2 separate regions of the Homo sapiens genome follow, and region 2 is linked to region 1. Evidence: chromatin loops called from intact Hi-C (ENCODE). Cell type or tissue: CD14-positive monocyte. All regions are shown on one strand. Links, peaks and the distances in the headings refer to the core of each region. The heading gives the core; the rest is flanking DNA.

What was found. Peaks named below come from ENCODE experiments on the same cell type or tissue, not always from the same donor. Only the 100,000 strongest peaks of a DNase experiment are listed, where the experiment ranks them.
Region 2: a loop joins it to region 1, with 3 times the contacts of the local background. A loop is called at or near these places in 2 of 110 quality-filtered maps.

The regions. Positions count from the first base shown.
Region 1 is chr12:92,589,342-92,599,175 of GRCh38, reverse strand. All of the region lies in intron 1 of LOC105369905 (a long non-coding RNA gene), which reads right to left. It overlaps LOC124902983 (a long non-coding RNA gene), which reads left to right. Exons shown (of 2, transcript XR_007063406.1): 2 at 1,116-1,470. Among named protein-coding and RNA genes, the nearest start is that of PLEKHG7, 110 kb to the left of the region's middle. RefSeq lists enhancers at 5,378-5,477, 4,717-5,916. In CD14-positive monocyte, for the core only: no CTCF peak of the experiment used is centred there; DNase peaks (open chromatin) are centred at 965, 5,155 and 7,475; H3K27ac peaks cover 1,588 bases.
Region 2 is chr12:92,439,890-92,449,723 of GRCh38, reverse strand. No RefSeq gene overlaps it. Among named protein-coding and RNA genes, the nearest start is that of CLLU1-AS1, 12 kb to the right of the region's middle. RefSeq lists enhancers at 2,462-2,711, 3,442-3,511, 3,642-3,711, 4,032-4,141. In CD14-positive monocyte, for the core only: no CTCF peak of the experiment used is centred there; DNase peaks (open chromatin) are centred at 4,323, 4,783 and 6,703; H3K4me3 peaks cover 648 bases; H3K27ac peaks cover 2,182 bases.

The DNA of each region.
Region 1 (9,834 bases), core at 811-8,810:
AGGTGTGGTTAAGGTAGTTATGTCTCTAAAACAGCATGGTTATGTCTAAGATCCAAAAGGAGCCCACTGTGGTTGGAACAGAGGAAGAAAAGGCAGGTAGGCTCAAAATGAAGTTTGAGAAGTAGGCAAAGGCCTCATTATTTGGGGTTGTGATGCCAGTGTTGCCTAACCTGTGGTCTGCACATGGGCTGGTCTGCAACCTGTGGCTCTCTGTCTGTGGTGAAAAGGAGCTTGTGCAGACATAAATCAAGTATATCACCTAGAACACTTTTTAGCTGAGCTTATGGACAGACAAAATGAAAGAAGGAGTGCATTGATTTACATATATATTCTGATGTAAGCACCTTACCTTGTTGTAGACCCACACTTTGAGCATACAATAGAAAAAACAGAGAGTAGAATGGGAAGCAGACAGGGGAAGAGATCAGTCAGGAACAATAGTGTGGGAAAGATATGACAAATGGCTGGATCAAGATGGCAGAAATCAAAGTGGAAGATTAGTGGGCAGATTGTGGTATATTTTTAAGGTAGAATCTGTAGAATATTTTCAGAGTAGGGCATGGGGAGCTCAGAGAGCAATTGAAGCTTGACCTCCAAGTTTCTGCTCTGAACAACTTTGTAAATGTTCACATCATTGATTGAGATGATAACAGTGGAGACAATGAATGAATTAAGGATCAGGCCTGTGTTGTGCATGGATATCAATAGTAGTAGTTATTATAGTGGGGTTTTAAATAACAGGAACCTTTATGAAGAGATCTGTTAGGAAAAATTTTTAACTCTCCAAATTTATAAGTACTAGTCTGTAATGTATAGTCTGCATTTTTGTTTTAATCATAATTTTTTTTTTTTTTAAAAAGAAAGAAAATCCCCCATATTGTATTTCAGATATCAATATGGGGAAGAGTTAGACTCATTCTTCAGCTGAGGGATCTTTTCATCACGAGTGACTCAGCTATGTGACTAAGCCAAGTTGTATAGCTATCATGATCTTGATGGGTATTTCTGAATGGTTGAAATTATAAATGTTAAATCCATGACTACCTAGTGTACATTCAGGGTGGAGAATAAGTTTCATCTTAAGTGTCAACTCACATGAATTTTTTTTTTTGCAGATGCTCTACAAACTGTTTTGAGGCTGCATCTGGATTTAGTAAAGAGTGTTGTCATCAATTTTCAGCTTCTACCTTAGGTGTAGGAGGGAACTGAGGCAGCAAGCAAGTATTTGCTCACTGTCTGCATCTTTCCAGTATAGAGAATGCATCAGAGAAATGCCTCAACATGTGTGGCACTGTGTATATAATTTCCAACACTGCAAAATGGAACAAGCACAAAACTTTGAAGGGACGGTCTATGTGATGAAAAGTTGGAACGGCTTCCAAGAGCTGAAATACAATGTTGTCAGTGTTTCTCCCTCACCATGATATTTGAACCAAAGCTGTCTGATAACAAATGAAAAGCTTTCTGGGATGTCAGTGTGATTTCATTCTGGGATCCATTAGGTATAGAAAAGCAGCCCAATTATGACTGGGCAAATTCCACAGGTCTGGCTGGGCCAATTGCCATGGAATCAGATCATATGGCTGTATTTAGTGATATGGTGGACCATTCTCAATTTCCCTTATCTTATTCTATGCACAAAGATGGCTTGCTTTGTATTTACTCACTTCAATTTAATGTGGCTCTATCATCCCTCCCCCACCTCAGAGCCTTTTCCAGCAAATGGAGGCCTTTTGTTTTTTACCATACAGAAGATTCAGGTGACTGTGTGCAGCATCATGAGACTGCAGACTAGTTGGGATTCATCGGAGTGGCAGCATTTTGATCAAACACTGGGAGGAATGCTGCCAACCTCTGCTCAGGTGGTAGAGACAAGAAGGCTTACGTGTGATATTAGAGTTGATTATGCAAGGACTCTGTCATGAATAATAACAATAATAATTATTATCATGATGAGGCAGAAAGAGAATAATGATTTTGGGAAATCAGTAAAACAAGTCACATCAGTTTTCTGGCTGAAAGCCAGCCTTATTTTCTGGTGAAGAGAGATCATTGGTGATTTTAATAAGTTAGACTATTTTATCAAGGAGCTGGGGGATCTACTGCTGGGCAAAGAAAAAAGTGGGCAACTTCAAAAGAATTACTTTTAATTTACTCTGAGATATTTGCTGGGGGTGTGAAAATGAATTGGGAAGGCAAGTGTATGCCTGCTTATTTGTTAATGATTTCGTGGACTCATAGCAAAAGTTGGGAGGGGATGTTTGAGGTCATCTAATCTACGTGGCTTCAAAATCTTTATTCTTTATAATAGCCTACCTTTTTTGAAATACACTCTTTTGTTGAACTCCAATGCAAAACATGTAAAAGTAGAGATGAGAGTGGAAGAGATGGAATGGAGGGTCAAGAGCATGATCACTTAGGTTTGTGCCTCTCTCCACCCACTTGGTTTTTCCATGAGATGCTTCTCTTCTACGGATTCAGTTCGAAAACTCCTGATTGAATCCAGCCTCCTCATTTTATAAACAGGAGATCGGGTGACTCGCTCAGAATCATGCAATTGGTTATCTCACTGGAGCAGCTCTCTGCAGAATAATCTCTGCACTAAGCCACACTTGGAGTATGAATTGTGACTCTCCTGCCTCCTTAGCCCCTCTAGCCCTTCCCATCTCTCCTGTCAACAGCGTTCCACTCATTACCTTATCCCCGCATGACTCAATAGCCTGTGTCCATATCGCTGCAATTTTCATGACAGTTTAAAGAAAAACACATCTGTCTCCATATACCAATGAGGGCTCAGTAGGGAACACTGATTACATCCTCCACAATGAGGGCCCCAGGGGCTGCTGCTCCCAAACATGCCCTGAGTGCAAGGGTTCTAGTCTGTCACCAACATGGAGAAAATCTCTCTTGTCACATTTTATTGTATTCACTGGCCACGGGACAGGACGGAGTAATAAGAAATTCTGTGCAGGCCTCAGGTTGTTTTGAATTCTGCTTCTGTTTTTCAGAACTGATATTATTTCTGGCCCTTGATAAGCGATAAATTCTCATATCCTGTTTTGTGAGATTTTTAATCATGTGCAGTTAATAGGCTGATACAAAGTGTGAGAGTATCCATCACCTAAATAAAAGAAATTATAGTTTTACATGGACTTGTATTCCTAAATTTCACCAATTTTTAGAGCTAGATACAATCTTAAGAGAATTTCTCATTTAATTTTTTCTCTATGAGGAAACTCATGCCCAGAGTAATGAAGGGCTGGGTCTACCATGAATCAGCTGGTTCAAGGTGTGAACTAAGTCTCTCTCACTTAAGGTACATTCCTTAGTTGGGTTGGTTTAATTGAAGAAATATGCATTGAGTGTCCTCCAGGGCAAAATACCCATGAGAGACAGACAGAGATTTTTCTATTTCCTTGATGGGGTAGGGCAGACAATGAAGACCCTCCACTAAATATGAGCAGCCATTGTGCACATATGGTACTGAGAATGACAACGAGTCTACACAAATCCATCTCTTTTGGAGAGATGATGTGACTGTAAATGATAATGATGAGGAAGACGAACTTTTATAGTATTAGCTTCATCCACAAACAGGAAATTATTATTGCTATTTTTCTATCTTTGAAGGGAGTCTGTTAGAGATGGCAGCAACATGGATGGAGCTGGAGGCCACTGTCTTAAGTGAACTAATGCAGGAACAGGAAGCCAAACACCGCATGTTGTTACTTATAACTGGGAGCTGAACATTGAATATGCATGGACACAGAGAAGGGAACAATAGACACTGGGGCTTACTAGAGGGTGGAGGGTAGGAGGGTGAGAATCAAAAAACTACCTATTGGGTAGTATGGTAATTACCTGGGTGATGAAATAATATGTACACCAAACTCCCTTGACATGCAGTGTATTTATAGAGCAAACCTGCACATGTAACCCTGAAACTAAAAGTTAAAAAATAAATTAAAAAAAAAAGTGGCTGGGCGTGGTGGCTCACGCCTGTAATCCCAGCATTTTGGGAGGCCGAGGCAGGCAGATCACGAGGTCAGGAGATAGAGACCATCCTGGCCAATATGGTGAAACCCTGTCTCTACTAAAAATACAAAAACTTAGCTAGGCATGGTGGTGTCCACCTGTAGTCCCAGCTACTCAGGAGGCTGAGGAGGAGAATTGCTTGAACCCGGGAGGCGGAGGTTGCAGTGAGCCGAGATTGTGCCACTGCACTCCAGCCTGAGCAAAAAGAGTGAAACTCCATCTCAAAAAAACAAAAACAAAACAAAACAGGAACAACAACAAACAAACAAAAAAACAAAAGAAAAAAAAATTATCCACACACGCAAAAAGAGTTTGGGTTCTGGAGCTGGACTACCTGGGTCTCAATCCCTGTCCTGCCTGTTACTGGCTGTGTGGTCCTCATTGAATCAGTTAACCCCACTGTACCTCAGTTTCCTCATCTGTAAAGTAGGTTAGTATGAGTAAACAGCTCAGAGTTTTGTTCTGAAGATTAAATGAATACATTCTAGTGCAGCTGCTAGAATAGACTGGTATACAGTAAGCATTTAATAAATGTTACCTATTATTATCCTTTATAGATTAAAGGCATCCTGTAAACTCTAGTTGAACATCTAACTTCTAATTGCTTAAGTGGATTCCAGCAGCTGTCTTATATGCTCAGGAAGCTTTAAAACATCACAATTCACTGGTAGCCTCTTCTGGGCAGGTATTATTGCTATTGAAGGTCAGAATTAGTGGGAGGTCTATTTTCTGCAACTTTATTCATGCAGCATGCATTCTTGGATGTTACTAACGTGGCACACCCTGGGCCAGGTGAACTAGGGGTTGGGGGAAGAGTAGGGTGAGGATGCAAAGATGAACATGGTATCAGTTCTTCAAGGGCTTGGGGGTGTGAGGTGGAGTAGGGTAGGGATGCAAAGAAGCGTAAAATAGCTTTTGCCTTCAAAGAGTTCACTGTCCTGAGAGAGGGATGATCAGTAAACAAATAGTGACAAAGCAGGGAGACATGTACAAAGTGCTAAGGGAGCACAGAAGAGGAAGTGACTGAGACAGACTGAGGAGACCAAGAAAGGCTTCGCACAGGAAATGACATATAAACTGGGTCACACAGGATGAGTAACTGTCTGGTAGAAGAGAGGGGGTGAGTTTCTAGGCAGGGGCACTACATGCGCAAAGGCACAGAGGCATGACACATGAAAGCCACAATATTTGGCAGGGTGAGCAGTTCAGAAGGATGTTTACAAAATGCCCTGGTTCAAGGACGTGTCATTGCCCAAGCTCCTTACTGTAGCTGGTGGAGCCTGGCAGGGGGCGGTCCCTGCCCACCGTCCCGAGCCCATCTCTTACTTCCCAACCCTGGCCACACTTGTTCCTTTTTGTGCCTGGATCACCACAGCAGAGTTCTACTTCAGGGCTGCTGCACATTCTGCTTCTTATTTGTAGAATATTCTTCCCAACCTATTTTCATGGCCAATCCCTTCTCTATCCTCAGGTCTTACCTCCTCAGGAAGATCATCCATGGCCACTTTCCCTGATGCAAGTCCCCTGTTATTCCCCATCACAGCATCTATCACTAGGAATGTATTGTGACCTGTAATTATTTTACCTCTCACCATGTTTTTTACCTGCTTCTCTGGAAGGTAGCATGAGACATCAGGGTCAGGACACCAACTGTCTTGTTCCTGGTGTATCTCTAGTATCCTAGTCAGTTCCTGACACAGCACTCAATCGAAGTTGTTGAATGAAGAAATAAAAGTATCAGTGAATGAATGAATGAATGAGAAATTTGGAAAGAGATTGGTTTGAATATCTTCCGTTGGTTTCTCCAGGTCCACTACCCTTCTCTATTCAATTCTGTGTCATGGAAAGCTGCTTGTGTGGGCCACCTCAATATCTTCCCTCTGTGTTGGATTCAGTAAATAGGGCGCAGGTAAGGGTGAGAGGAGAGGGGTCAGGGTGGCCTTGAGCTGGCTGCATTCCTTCCCTGAAGGTCTCAGCAAGGGCCCTCTCCACACAGCCTCTCTCTTTCCTCCTTTCCACCACTTTAGGCCTGCGGTCGGGGGGCAGGCACCTCCTCCCATCTTTCCACATTACTATCCCTCGTAGTTTCTCTAGAGTCCACCTACATCTTTGTAGTCCTTCTATTAATCTCTCTTCAAACTACCTATGCCAGTCTGTTTCTTACCAGGGCTGGGGCCAGGTTAGAAAGTACCTTATGTGCCTGTAAGTAGCTCACACCATATTCATTTGACAACAGAGAACTGTTAAAGGTAGATCCTTCTGCAGGTGCTATGGACTGAATATTCACATGTTGAAATCCTAACCCCCAATGTGATGATATTGGGAGGTAGGGCCTCTGAGAGGTATTTAGGTCATAAGAGTGGAGCCCCTATGAATGGAATTGGTGTTCTTATAAAAGGGACCCCAGAAAGCTAGCTAGCTCTTTTTCCACCTGCTGAGGACACAGCAAGAAGACAGCCATCTACGGACCAGGAAACAGGCCCTCGCAAGACACCAAATGTACTGGTATCTTGATCTTGACCTTTCCAGTCTCTGGAACTCTGAGAATTAGGTGTTTGTTGTTTAAGCTGCCCAGCCGCTGGTACTCTGTGATAGTGGTGTAAGCTGACCAAGACAGCAGAGGTGTGGCATAACCCAAAGGCAAGGCTAACACACAGCATCAGCGTAGGGAATGCCCTCCAAGCTTTCAGTAACATGCCCCATCATGTTGGAGCATGTCCCACTCATATATTCATATCTCTTTATGTGTAAGTTTTTTGTTTCTTTTTTTTGAGGCAGAGTCTCACTCTGTCACCCAGGCTGGAGTGCAGTGGCAGGATCTCAGCTCACTGCAACCTCCGCCTCCCTGGTTCAAGTGTTCTCCTGCTTTAGCCTTCTGAGTAGCTGGAATTACAGGTGCACACCACCACACCTGGCTAATTTTTGTATTTTTGGTAGACACGGGGTTTCGCCATGTTGGCCAGGCTGGTCTTAAACTCCTGACCTCAAGTGATCCGCCCTCCTCGACCTCCCAAAGTGCTGGGATTACAGGCATGAGCCACCGTGCCAGGCTCTGTTTATGTGTAATTTATATACGTGCATGCTTGTACTAATAACTTTTGTACAGTATAAAGTACATATGTGGATATTAAAAAGCATAAGAGAGAGGTAAAATTTGATTTTCAATTTTTATCTCACCAAAAGCCATTGATATGGTTTGACTCTTTGTCCCCACCAAATCTCATGTTGAACTGTGATCTTCAGTGTTGGAGGAGGGGCCTAGTGAGAGGTGATTGGATCATGGGAGCGGATTTTCCACTTGCCGTTCTCCTGATAGTAAGTGAGTTCTCCCAAGATCTGGTTGTTTAAAAGTGTGTAACACTTCCCTCTTCACTCTCCCTCCTGCTCTGCCATGGTAGGAAATGCTTGCTTCCCCTTAGACTTCTGCCATGATTGTAAGTTTTCTGAGGCCTCCCAGCCATTCTTCCTGTACAGCCTGTGGAGCTGTGAGTCAATTAAACCTCTTGTCTTCATAAATTACCCAGTATCAGCTAGTTCTTTATAGCAGTGTGAGAATGGACTAATACAGCCACACTGTTAGTGTACTGATTACTTAGTTTTAAAGTCTTACTAAACATTATAGCTAATATTTTATTGTCTACCTAGGGTGACATTGTTAAGGAGTGTATGTATAAATCCATATTCCAATTCATCTTCTTGAGGTGAGCTAATCTCTTGTCAGATCTAATTATAATTATTATGTATATAATTATATTATACCATATATTGTAATATGGTGACAAAGTACTTCTAAGTGGAGAACAATCAACTTTTTCTACCACGTGGCTTGCTTTGTTGTGGTATCTTTGACCCATTATTTATTTTTGGGGTCTTTTTAAGTTTCTCACTTATTTTATGATTTTTTCAGCAAGTTAGAATTAGACAATAGTTCCACGTATTCACTCAACTGGGCATGTATCATAAATTATTAAACAAATGAAAATGTTAGGGAATCACTGTCCACTCCTGTGATTTATAGACTCCCATTTTCCCTCAAGACTTCCCACATATCCTATGTGAGGGGTGATCACTAACATAGAGACTGAGAGTGCCATGACATATTAAATATCAGAAAAGCTTAATCTCTTATTTTATTTGATAAAAGTGGGTATATACAGAAGTTCTAATGTTCTCTTCCATCTCCCCCATTGATTGTTTTGTACACCTGCTTGATTGCACGTACTGTATTTTGGAGACTACTGATATAGATCATAGGCAGAATCTAGAAATAGAGGACCAGTTAAGAGACAATGTTCCAGTAGTTCCTATATTGGTAGGAGTCCTTTTAGTTATGAGATGTGTGTTAGTTTACACTCCAAACCCTTTTATCCCCATGGCTTCTTTCCTTGCTTATTTTCTTATTCTTTTCCATATCTCTAGCAAAGAAAACAAAGAAATAATACTAACCACTTATTAAACACTTGATTTGACCCATGTTATTAAACACAGATCAAGAACCAGTAGTTTTATGTTAAGCTTAAGAAAGGACTAGGGGCTTTCGATACATTATGTAAATAAAATTTCAGAACATATTGATAACATCAGCATGATTTTTACCTTTTTACAATTAGGAAACTTCCTTGGAAAGATCAAGCACCTGGTAAATGACAGAGAAGTCTTGAATTTAATTCAGGCCTGTCTGTGCCCAAAGAACTTGTCCCCAATCGTCTATAAAATGCTGACAAAGAAAAGAAAAATTTGGGAAGCTCTTGTGATTTTTCTCAATAAAATAGGAGAGAATCAGTGGACTTGCAAGGCTATATTCAGTTAAAATGAGGTGAAATGTGCTGATTACCCTGCTCAAAGGCAGAGTACCTTTGAAGTTATTCTTTTTCTTTTTCTCCCCATTCAAACCAAAAATCTGACATTCTCTCCATATAGCAAATTCACTCTTATTCCATCCTGGTTTCCCTGTGCTTTCTTCCTCTCCAGCTGGAGGTGCATTGCTTTTCACCAGTGAATGCTCTAAGTGAGCAAGTGTTTGGATGGGGAAAAAATAAAGAATGCATGTTTCCTTTACTTGGTTATTTTGGTTTATTGTTCCTGGACCCAAGTCGCAAGATGCTGAAGTGAATGTCAAATAATGTTAAGAGTTCTTGGGGAGAAAATGGCAGGAGATCATTCAAAAACACACCTAAAGGAGAAGCTCATCATTGCAAGATGGGAAAAATGGTTTTTCCCTTTCATGTATAAACCGTGATGAGCAGGTCTGTTTTGCTAGCTGGGCTGATGATGATAATCATAGTTCCTATGGAGCTATGGGCACCATCACATTCATAAAATCTCCTGAAGGCCTTGAGTCTGACCAGTCTCTGTCTTCTTTCACAGAGACACAGCACTCCAAAGGGTTATGACTCTTGAACACAGGGGTGGCAAGAGGAGTGGGAGTATTCTAACACAGGTAACAGGAAGATAGCCTAGAGAGTCAGTGGGGTGGAGAATGAGGTGGGAACTGTGATGAAAATTAAAAGAGAGCAATCACGGGGGTGGGAAATCGACTAGGGGGTCAACCAGACTTTAAACATAGGCTTTCCTACATGCTGTTAAGTGCTCCTCCAGAGAAGGCTGGGGGAGAAACAAGTGCCTTCATCTTTGGATAAATACACTTTCAAAGATTATAGCATACAGTAGGAGGGAAAACAAACAGAAAATTTTGTGCCTACAAAACAATTCACAGTAATCCACTGGGATGCACTGGAAATTCAAAGCATTATGTTAAGAGCATGAAAAGGTAGTGCTTTTAATACATTTTCTATTATT
Region 2 (9,834 bases), core at 663-8,662, 150 kb after region 1:
ATAACTTTATCAAGAATTTTCCATAATCAGCTGAAGTTGATCAAGGACAGAAAGGAAAGGTGACCAAAGCATATTTGTTATGCTTGGTTGTGAATGCACTTTTAAATTTTGTTTTATAAAAACACATCTATTTTACAACACAACTTCTTCCTCAGGTAATTTGTATTTTTGTGTTAACAAATAGTTTTGCAGTGGCAGAAATCTGAAAAATGGCATAGAACAGATCTCTCCAAAGAGATTTTCAAACTAAGATGAGGACTAAAATAAGCAATCCATTAGATCATAAGATCTTTGAGTGAGAGGAGCCCATTTGATATATTTAATTAAACCCCAACACCCATCCCCCATGCCTGCACATGGTAGATGTTCAGCAAATATTTAATAAATGGAAGCCTAAATATTTGGGAATAATAACAGCCTTTGAACAAATGAGCTTGAAAATGCCACCACCAGGTATTCTTTCTTATAGAATTGTTCCCTTACAACACACATTAAAACATTCTAGGAGACCTACAGTTAAAAACAAAACAAAACAAAAAACAACAAAAAAAAACCCTACTTACTTATTTATTTATTTTACTTTTTGAGGTAGGGTCTTGCTCTGTCACCCAGGCTGGGGTGCAATGGAGCCTTCATAGTTCACAGCAGCTTTAAATTCCTGGACTCAGATGATCATCACACCTCAGCCTCCCAAGTAGCTGGGACTACAGGCACATGCCACCACTTTCAGCTATTTCTTTTTTAGAGACAGGGTCTTGCTATATTGTCTAGGCTGGTTTCCAACTCTGGGGCTCAAGTGATCCTCCTGCCTTGTCCTGCCAAAGTTCTGGGATTACAGGCATGAGCCACCATGGCTGGCCTCTATTTATTTTTTGAGTGAACAAGTTTGTCACCAATATCTTTGATCATGGAACTCTTTTTAAGGAATACATATTAGCTTCCTGCAGAAATGTTGCTGTAACCCAATATATCTTTAAGGTACCAAAGCTGAATCCTAAAGATGAGAATTTTGAAAGATGACTGTGGTATCATGTTGTGCCCTTGTTAAATTGAATCCACATCATGAAAACATTTTATGTGTTCAAGTTAAATTGGTTTATTTTGTATTATTGTGTAAACTGGACTTGACAGGTTGCAGGTATAAACAATTTTTTAAATTTTGCTTCTGCCCCTCCAAACCTGACATTTTGAGTACTCACCCTCAATCCCCAGGTTCCTCTAACTAATAAAACTCTGAGTAGTTCTCTCTTGGCTTTTCTGATTACCAACAGGTAATAAATTTTTTAAAAAAGCTTTTTTCCAAGGTAGTAAAAAGTCTAGTCAAAAGTCTTATCCATGTAAACTTAAGCTCTGTCTTTTCTCACAACTCTGTTATCAGATTGGAAATCCAGGAGTAGGAGGAGAGGCCAGGTTGGTTTCCCCATCTTCTCCTCTCTCTATCTCCTCCTCCTTTCCTGTCTGTGATTTCTGGCCTCTCCAAAGACAAAGTATTCAAAACAAATTATAAAATACTTTTTATAGATGTATTTCAATAATCCAAATAATTATAAATTTAACTACTATGTTATGATTTTGCCTATATTTTTGCATTCTGACCACAATAAATCACATATGAGATCCCCAGACACCCAGGACTCACACCCACTAGACAGAGAATGAAGTGAGAAATTTGAAATAATTGAATTAACAATTCACAGAAGGAGCAGAGCAAGAGACTGCTTCTCAGAGTATAGAGGCTGTGGGGGAGCAAGAGGAAGAATACAGAGGAGTGTAGGGGAGGAAGAGGAAGGTCGTAAGATGGAATAAGAAGTTCTAACTTGACTGGCGCTCTTATAATCTGTCATTGTGATCCTCTGAGTTTAGTGAACATCCCAACTGATGTGTGTTTCATAGAGCATTGTGTTGAGTTTGGGGAAGCTCCCTCTTTTTCCCTACATTGCAGGACATCTCTCTCAGTAACTGTTTCCCTGACTCCAGTTACGCCTTCTCAAGCTAGTCATCCATGACTTCTTTATTCTCTTGGCTTCAAATGGTACGTTCCCCCTAATGGAGTCATGACACCCTGCCAGGCAATTTCTTTCAAGATGCCTCAATCTGCCTTCTTTGAACAGGTTCCTTATTTGTTTCAAATTTTGGAAGTCCTGCTTAGCCTCCACATAGCTCTGTTTTAGGCATAAAGAGAGAGAGAGAGAGAGAGAGAGAGAGAGAGAGAAAGAGAGAGAGAGAGAGAGAGTAGTTCTAGTTACAGTGTTTTCAGGTGTGAGTCAGATATCTCAATGATATCTGTCTGTTAAAATCCAGATGACACATGTCAAGCTCTGCAAGTGGTCCCATCAAAGTGTCTCTCATTTTGTTTGCATTAAGGAAGAAACAAACTTATCGGAAAGGTGAGGCATGAAGACGAAGATGCTTCCTAAATTGACAACGCCCTCTAGAAAGATCCCCACTGCCAAGTTCTTTAAAGTCTCTCTTGATAAGCTGGAGGCTGCCAATGTGATAACTTGGGTAGAACCTCTTAGTGTATCCTTTTATAGGCAAGCTACCATCTGGTTTTAGAAGGTGAGCTTCCTTGGCACCAAGTGTATTGGGCCTCTTCTGATATACCTAGACAAGAGGGAATGCCCCATTTAACATTCCATTGTACATGATTTCATATACTCAATCCACACTAACATCTTTTATGAGAAACATAGTAAATAGCAAGAGGAACCAAAGCTGAAATAAGAACTAGCCATGGATACAACCGCTGAGACTTAGTCGTGTTATTTATAATGCATAAGACCTGTGAAATAAGGAAGAAAAGACTGAAAGTATTAGTTGTATGCACCATTTGCTAGCTTCATGGTGAGTTTTATAGCCATTAGAATGTGGACAAAGATTGAACTGCTCTTGTAAAAGGCTCCCTTTGCTCTACTGTCTATTTTGCTTCATGGCCATCAGAAAAAAAGTTAATTTTCCCTGTAAATACTTATCTGTGCTCAGGGCTTGCACTTGTCCTTTGGCTTTCGTTGTGTTTGACCTCTACCACTATACCCTTGTTTTGCCAATGGATGTCTGTTGTTAGCTGATTGCTAATGAACCCAAAGATATTAATTACGGCCATCAGCAATGATGCTAGAGAGTTTTTAACTGGAACTCTCAAAAGAGTCTAAAAAAAGAAAAGAAAATGCCATTTATATTGAATGTCAATTCCCTGATCCATGTTCAGAGATCACATGTGTCTTGATAAGATTATGTATCTTATCAAGTTAAAACCCAACTTTCTGTAATGCTTAAACCTTCTCGCAATATCCTAACATAGTGGTTCTTATTCATGGTTGCATGCTGGAATCACTTGAGAAGCATTTATAAAATCCCAGTGCTCAGGCTGCAGTCCCAGGTAACACCCAGGTATTCCAAAGTGCAGCTAAAGTTGAGTCACTGCTAATCATTTTTGTCTGGAATCTAGCCTCTATTCATTCACAGAACATACAACTAAAGCCCTTAAGGAACCACACCCCATCTACATATAGAAGAGACATGGGGAGTACATTGCTTAGGCTATATGTTTGATCTTGCCTGCTCAGTGCCCCTTTAAAAGTTTAAAAATGATGATTAGATTTCATCATGTAAAAAAATCAGGGGTTCTAATGACAAAAATCTCAATGTTCAGTTTCTCTTGAAAATTCAGCTGTTCTGGCAAGAGTAACTTCCTTCTTCCACAACAAGCATCTGGTATCACTAGCAGCAGACCACTTCACAGGTGGCCTGGGCTTTCCAGTTTGCCCACAGGCCTTAACCTGCCTGAGTTCCCCGCCTGGTCCCTACAGGCAGAGTTCTGAGTATCTGCTACCGTCCCGGTTTGAAAAAGTCTCTCAAAGCTTCCTCCTCTTTGCCTCTTCCATTTTCAAATGCCGGAGACTCCAACTTGTGCCAAAGAGCCTTCTTTGATCTGAATGACTCAAGCAATCCCTTAACTCCTGGATTGTTTAAAATGTTATTAGGTTTCTCTCTTCCATTCTCTACCAGCCCATTTTCCCCCTAGAGAGTTTGTTTTGTTCTTTTGCTTTAAAAATGAAAACAAAGTGTGACTACACATGTATTCTCCAAAGACCAGCTCCTCAAGGCTGAGAGCCAGATGCCTGATATATTTTCCATCTAGAGCTGTACATGCAGAGAAAGTCGTCAAAGCAAGGCCATTCTGCTTTTGACCTTCCTAGGGCTGAATGCGCAGCTAGTCAACAGAGGAGCTGAAAATAGAACCCAGGACTTTCAAATCATTGTTCTGCTCACTGGGCTGTGCTTCCTCCCATAAGGACTTGGTCAAACAATGTCCTGTTTGGCAAAAGCAGAAATCATAATCTACGTATGAGAAACTGGATGGTGAAGAAACGCGAGCCCCACCCTCGGAAAAGATGGCACTGTAGTGTAAAGGGAGTGTGAATTTGTTTCTAGCACTGCAGCTTATAAGTTGGATGCACTAAAAAAAAATGTGTTTAGAATCATTGACTCTGTAATGTGTGGCATTTTGAACAAGGAGTTCTTACTGACTGCCGAGAATGAATTTGCTTGACAACCCACAGAAAGGAAATTTAGAACATTAGAAAGGTTATCATGAAAATGACAGAACCTGTAAATAAGACATTCAGGGATGTGGAATCTGGGGGCTGGTTTTTAGCATAGGGTAGCCAGTGTCACGGGAAGGAGCCAGAAGATGGGTAACTCCGTCATTCTTCACTCGGAGTATGTGTGTGACCCATAGAGAGGGCAGAAAGCAGGGCTAAACAACTTCCCCAAACTCTGAGGAAGAGTTCAGAACTCGTGCGTCTGTGCTGTCATTTTGCAAACGACGTACTTCTCTTTTAGGGATCATCTCCCGGGGCTGATTTATAGTGATCTCCTTGAGAGCAGAAACCCTATGGGCCTCATTGCTGTTGCCCCAATGCTTAGCATGTGGCCAATCCCGGGAGACAGCAGAGCAGAGCCTATAGCCAGGCTTTCTGAGTTTGAGTCCCACCTCTACTGTTTCCCAGATGCTAGGCTTTGAACAAGTGACTTTACGTCTCTATGCCTCAATTTCCTCATTTGTAAAGCAGAGATGGTAATAATAGTTCTTACCTCAAAGAGTCATTATAAAAATGAAATGAGTTACTACTTGTGATGTGCTTCGAATAGTACGTGGTACGTAATAAGCATTCCTCAAGTTTAGTTATTATAGGCAATCAATGCATAATTTGTGAACAGATAAATGTTCTAGCAAACAATAATGGCTAGTTATAATAGGCCAGGTGACTTGCTAAGCACTTTACATGAATTATCCGACTTAATTCTAAACACAGGCATGTGAGATCCCCTATCAGTCCATATTACAGAAGAGGCCACTGAGGCAGAAAAGAACTGGGTAACTTAAGCTCGCACAGCTGGCTGAAGTAAATTTATTGTATGACACCACATCTTTCACCACGACTCTGCCAATGAAATATCTATTTTCTAGGAGGAATACTAAGGAAAAAGCTGCTTTATGATATTTGTATGAGTCTCAAGTATAATCATTTATTTACACTTTGAAAGCATTAAAACATATATACACATATGTAAGATGGTGTTGATGACTAATAAACCCATGAGAAATCCCATTTTAGTCTCATTAGCCTGATTTAGCATATCAAAAGGTGTTAAAAATAATAATTAGCTTTAGGAACCAACAAACAAGTAAAACCAGTCACTTTGACACACCAAAATGCAATTTGATATGCAAGAATCACCTACTCAAGATAACAGCCACTAAATAAATGAACAAAAGAGAGTGTTGAGAACTGAGGCACCATAGTCTTTTGCTTATTTCTTTGCTAAGATGTACTTAGCTGTGATACACATTTTTTATTTATTCATGTACTTTATCTCTTTGAATAGTTCCCTCAGCCAGAAATATGAGTAGAAAGGATGAGATGCTTTTTTGCTTCTCAGATATTAGTTGGAATATTCTAGGGTGTCATGGAAAGCAAACCAAACTTGAGGCTGAGAAATGAGGTTTCTGATTCCAGCTTCACTACTAAGTAATTCCCTCGAGAATTTGAAGAAAATTTCTCGTCTACCTGTGCCTCAGATTTCTCTGTCTAAAAATACAGCTTTGGATCCCATTGACTATAAAATTCCTAGTACCTCTAAAAATATTTCATTTTCCTCCTGGGGATTTTTTTTTTATTATACAGCATACTTTTCCCATCTCTAACCCAACACACAGATTTTAACATTTTTGAAATTAGATTGTTTCACAATTAGAACACAAATTAAATTTAATCATTTTTTCTCTTTTTTCCCTTCTTCTCCTCCTCTTCCCCTTTCTCTTCCTCCCCTTCTTTCTCCTCCTCCTTTTTTATCCTGCAAAGTTGTCATTAAATTGATAATGTATCTCAGAATTAAAGAAAAACACAAAACTCAAACATAAACAACACAACCACTACCACCACAAACAATAACTAACCTGTCCCAAAGGCTTGGTTGATATGTAAATAGATTTGCATACTGAAATTGGAGAAAGAGAATTTTCAAGTGTTATTACTACTTAATTTCTTTTGAGTTCAGGCCCTCTTCCAAGGAATAAATCATAATTTATCTGTAGCAGCTATGATCCCTGGGTTTCCCTGGCCAAGGGTGACAGCACTGTATCAGAAACAAAACACTTACTTTTTGGAACTAAAATGTCTCAATACATTTGACTATGTCATCATCTGCATGTATGTATGACTAATCTACGTGACGCCAATCATTTCTCTGTAGTCAACTGAGAATACTTAGGCGCCCCTCTTTACTCCAGGCACATCCAAGTGGGAGAACAGATGTTCTTTGTTTCAGGAAAGGATGGGGTGAAGGTTAGCTCATGGGTAGAGTTTCCTGTTTCTAATGTTTGAAGCCAGGGAGGTGCCAACAGTTTTAAAGGTCTTATTAAAGGGAGATAGTTCTGCTGGGGCAAGATGCAATGAAAGTAAAATTTGCTCCCCAACTGATGTCTTGGTACTTCAGATGTATATAATACTGACCATATTATTTCCTTTTTAACAATCCTTCAATGACTCTCCTTTTGCCTGCCAGAGACAGGCTAAATGCTTTAGCATTTAGCACTCTCTAAACTGTACCCAAAATTACAGGCAGTTCTATGAACTCATCTTGTTCCTCTGCCCTTGAAATGGCTTTCCCACATCTTCACTTGGGCAACTCATTTGTCAAGACTTAGCTCAGGGCCGGGTGTGGTGGCTCATGCCTGTAATCCCAGCACTTTGGGAGGCCAAGGTGGGTAGATTACTTGAGGTCAGGAGTTTGAGCCAGCCTGGTCAACATGGTGAAACCCCATCTCTACTAAAAATACAAAACATTAGCCAAGCATAGTGGCGGGTGCATGTTATCCCAGCTACTGGGGCAGCTGAGGCAGGAGAATTGCTTGAACCCAGGAGGCGGAGGTTGCAGTGAGCCGAGATTATGCCACTACACTTCAGCCTGGGTGACAGAGCGAGACTCTGTCTCAAAAAAAAAAAAAAAAAAAAAAAAAAAAGACTTAGCTCAGATGTCATCTTCCCTTTGCAGCCTTTAGCACCTTACCAATTAGAGTAGGGACCTCTTAATTGTGGTCCCAAGGCAGCCCATACTTCCCTCTATCCAAGGGATTCTCAAACCTCCCTGCAGAATGGAATCACCTGGAAAGCTATCAAAACATAGCAATGCCCAGGTCTTACTCACAGGGATTTTGATTTCATTGGTCTGAGTTGGAGTCAAGCATCACTATATAATATAGCCAGGTGGTTCTATTATTCAGCCAATGCTGAGAACCACTGCTTTATTGTAAATCTTGCACCATATTGTATTATAAGTCTTTGTTTATCCTTCCCAAGATTAAGTTTCTTGAGAACTGAAATTATTTTGTATTGATATGCATATCGCTTGAGATTTTTAAAAAAATTCCAAGCACTAGGAAGTGTTCAATAAGTAGTTTATAAATAATAAATGTATGACTGAATGAATGAATAACGTGTACACATCCCAACCACCCACCCATCTATGCTTAGAAGCTTGCTTACATTCATGCAGCTGTTCAGGGTTAGAAATTGTGGAAAATAAAAGAATCAATGTGGATCCCAGGTGTCTGGAGATAAAGGATGTAGTCTAAGAGGAGTTTCTGAGGAAACAAATAAAATATGGCCTGAAAGAAAACCTGCAAAAGTTTGAACTAATTAAGAACAGGTGCTGAAAAAGCAGGACTATGAAATCTGACCTCAGCAAGAACTTTGGGAGAGAGATTAATACAAGAAGAGATTCTGGGGCTTGAGATGGGGAGAAGGGAGCAACCAGCCCTAATGCAGATCAGCTTCTACCTACATAAAGTAGAAATACAAGGACGAGTCTTAGCTTTCCCTTAAGGCCCAGAGTCCAGACCCTGAAAGTCAAGATGTCCTAGTAGCCAGAGGGAGAATTAGCAGAATGGGAGTCAAGCTTGATATTCAAGCTTGAGTATCATGAGACACAGCAGTGCTCCATCTGCTCTGTGAATCTGTATCTTCTGGGGTCATAGCATGTGCTAAGTGCTTTATATATGTTATCCCATTTAATATGAAGAATTAGGTTTATGAAATAGGCTTTATTATTTCCAGTTTCACAGATGAGGACACTGAGATTCTGGGGAGTTGAGTAAGCCTCCTAAGTCACCTAATTATAATTGATAAATGTCACCTTCTAAATGGCCAGTAGGGATTACTGACCTGACAACCCTGTATGGAGGAGATGTATGGGAGAAGATGAAGAGATAGGTTGGAGGTCCAATATCTCTATCAAGAAGAGGGCTTTCCCTGCCAAGTCCTGCCAATGGACTAGGAGACAGCAGATGAAGGAACCTTTATGGATAGTTGCCTTTAATTTTAGAAAGCTCCTACTTGTTTGGGCCAGGAACCACTACGTGACCTTGAACAGTGAAAACACGATACTCTCCACTTCTGGACTCCCAGTGAATGTGTTTGTGGAGGCACTTACTCTTTCTCAGAGAAGGAGACATGAACAAGAACACTTCGAATTCAGTCATGCTATAAGATAGAAGAACGTGTATAAATATTGGATTGCCATTTTTTAAAAGAATGAGTTCTTTTTATTTCATAACACAAAAACTTCTTATATTCCATCTAATATGTCATTAAAATTTAAATATTTGATCTGCCATGTTAAGGGGAATTCCCTTTTCCTCGACCTCCCTCTTGACTATTCATAGTCTATTCATAGTCTATGTTTAGGAAATCTTGTCTTCTCGCGTGTCTTAATAGACATTTAGTTTCCAAAACAAAGTCTGATCTTATTAGTCTAGCCAATCAGTTTTGTCTGTCTGCATTAAGGAGTGATGAAGATGCCTGCAGATTTTAGTCTGCTAAAAGATATCTTCTCTTTTCAATCACCTGTGATGACTAGTTTTCCTGGAATAGTTCGTGCAGTCACAGCCTTGATGCCAAGCATGTTGGAGCTACTGTTCTTTCACCCAACTCTGTACACAATTTCTGTCTGTGGAAACTATAATCACTCTTGCTGCTAAAGATGCCAGGAATAGGTTGGCATTGGAAATTTCTTTGGCTTATTGGGAAATAACCTGGGCTTTAAACTCGCTGGAACTGGGTTCAAATCCTAACTCTGTCATTTACAAACACTTCTAAGGCCAAGGAAATGTCAACAAATGTCAATTTCGTTTTTTGTCCTCTTCTGTTGAGGAATAGTATACACTTCTTTGATCATCTCTATGATCCAATCATATGTACATTCAGTCCAACACACCTACACAAAAAGCACACAGTTATGGATTTTACTCTCCTCCACCTTTAGTTTTTT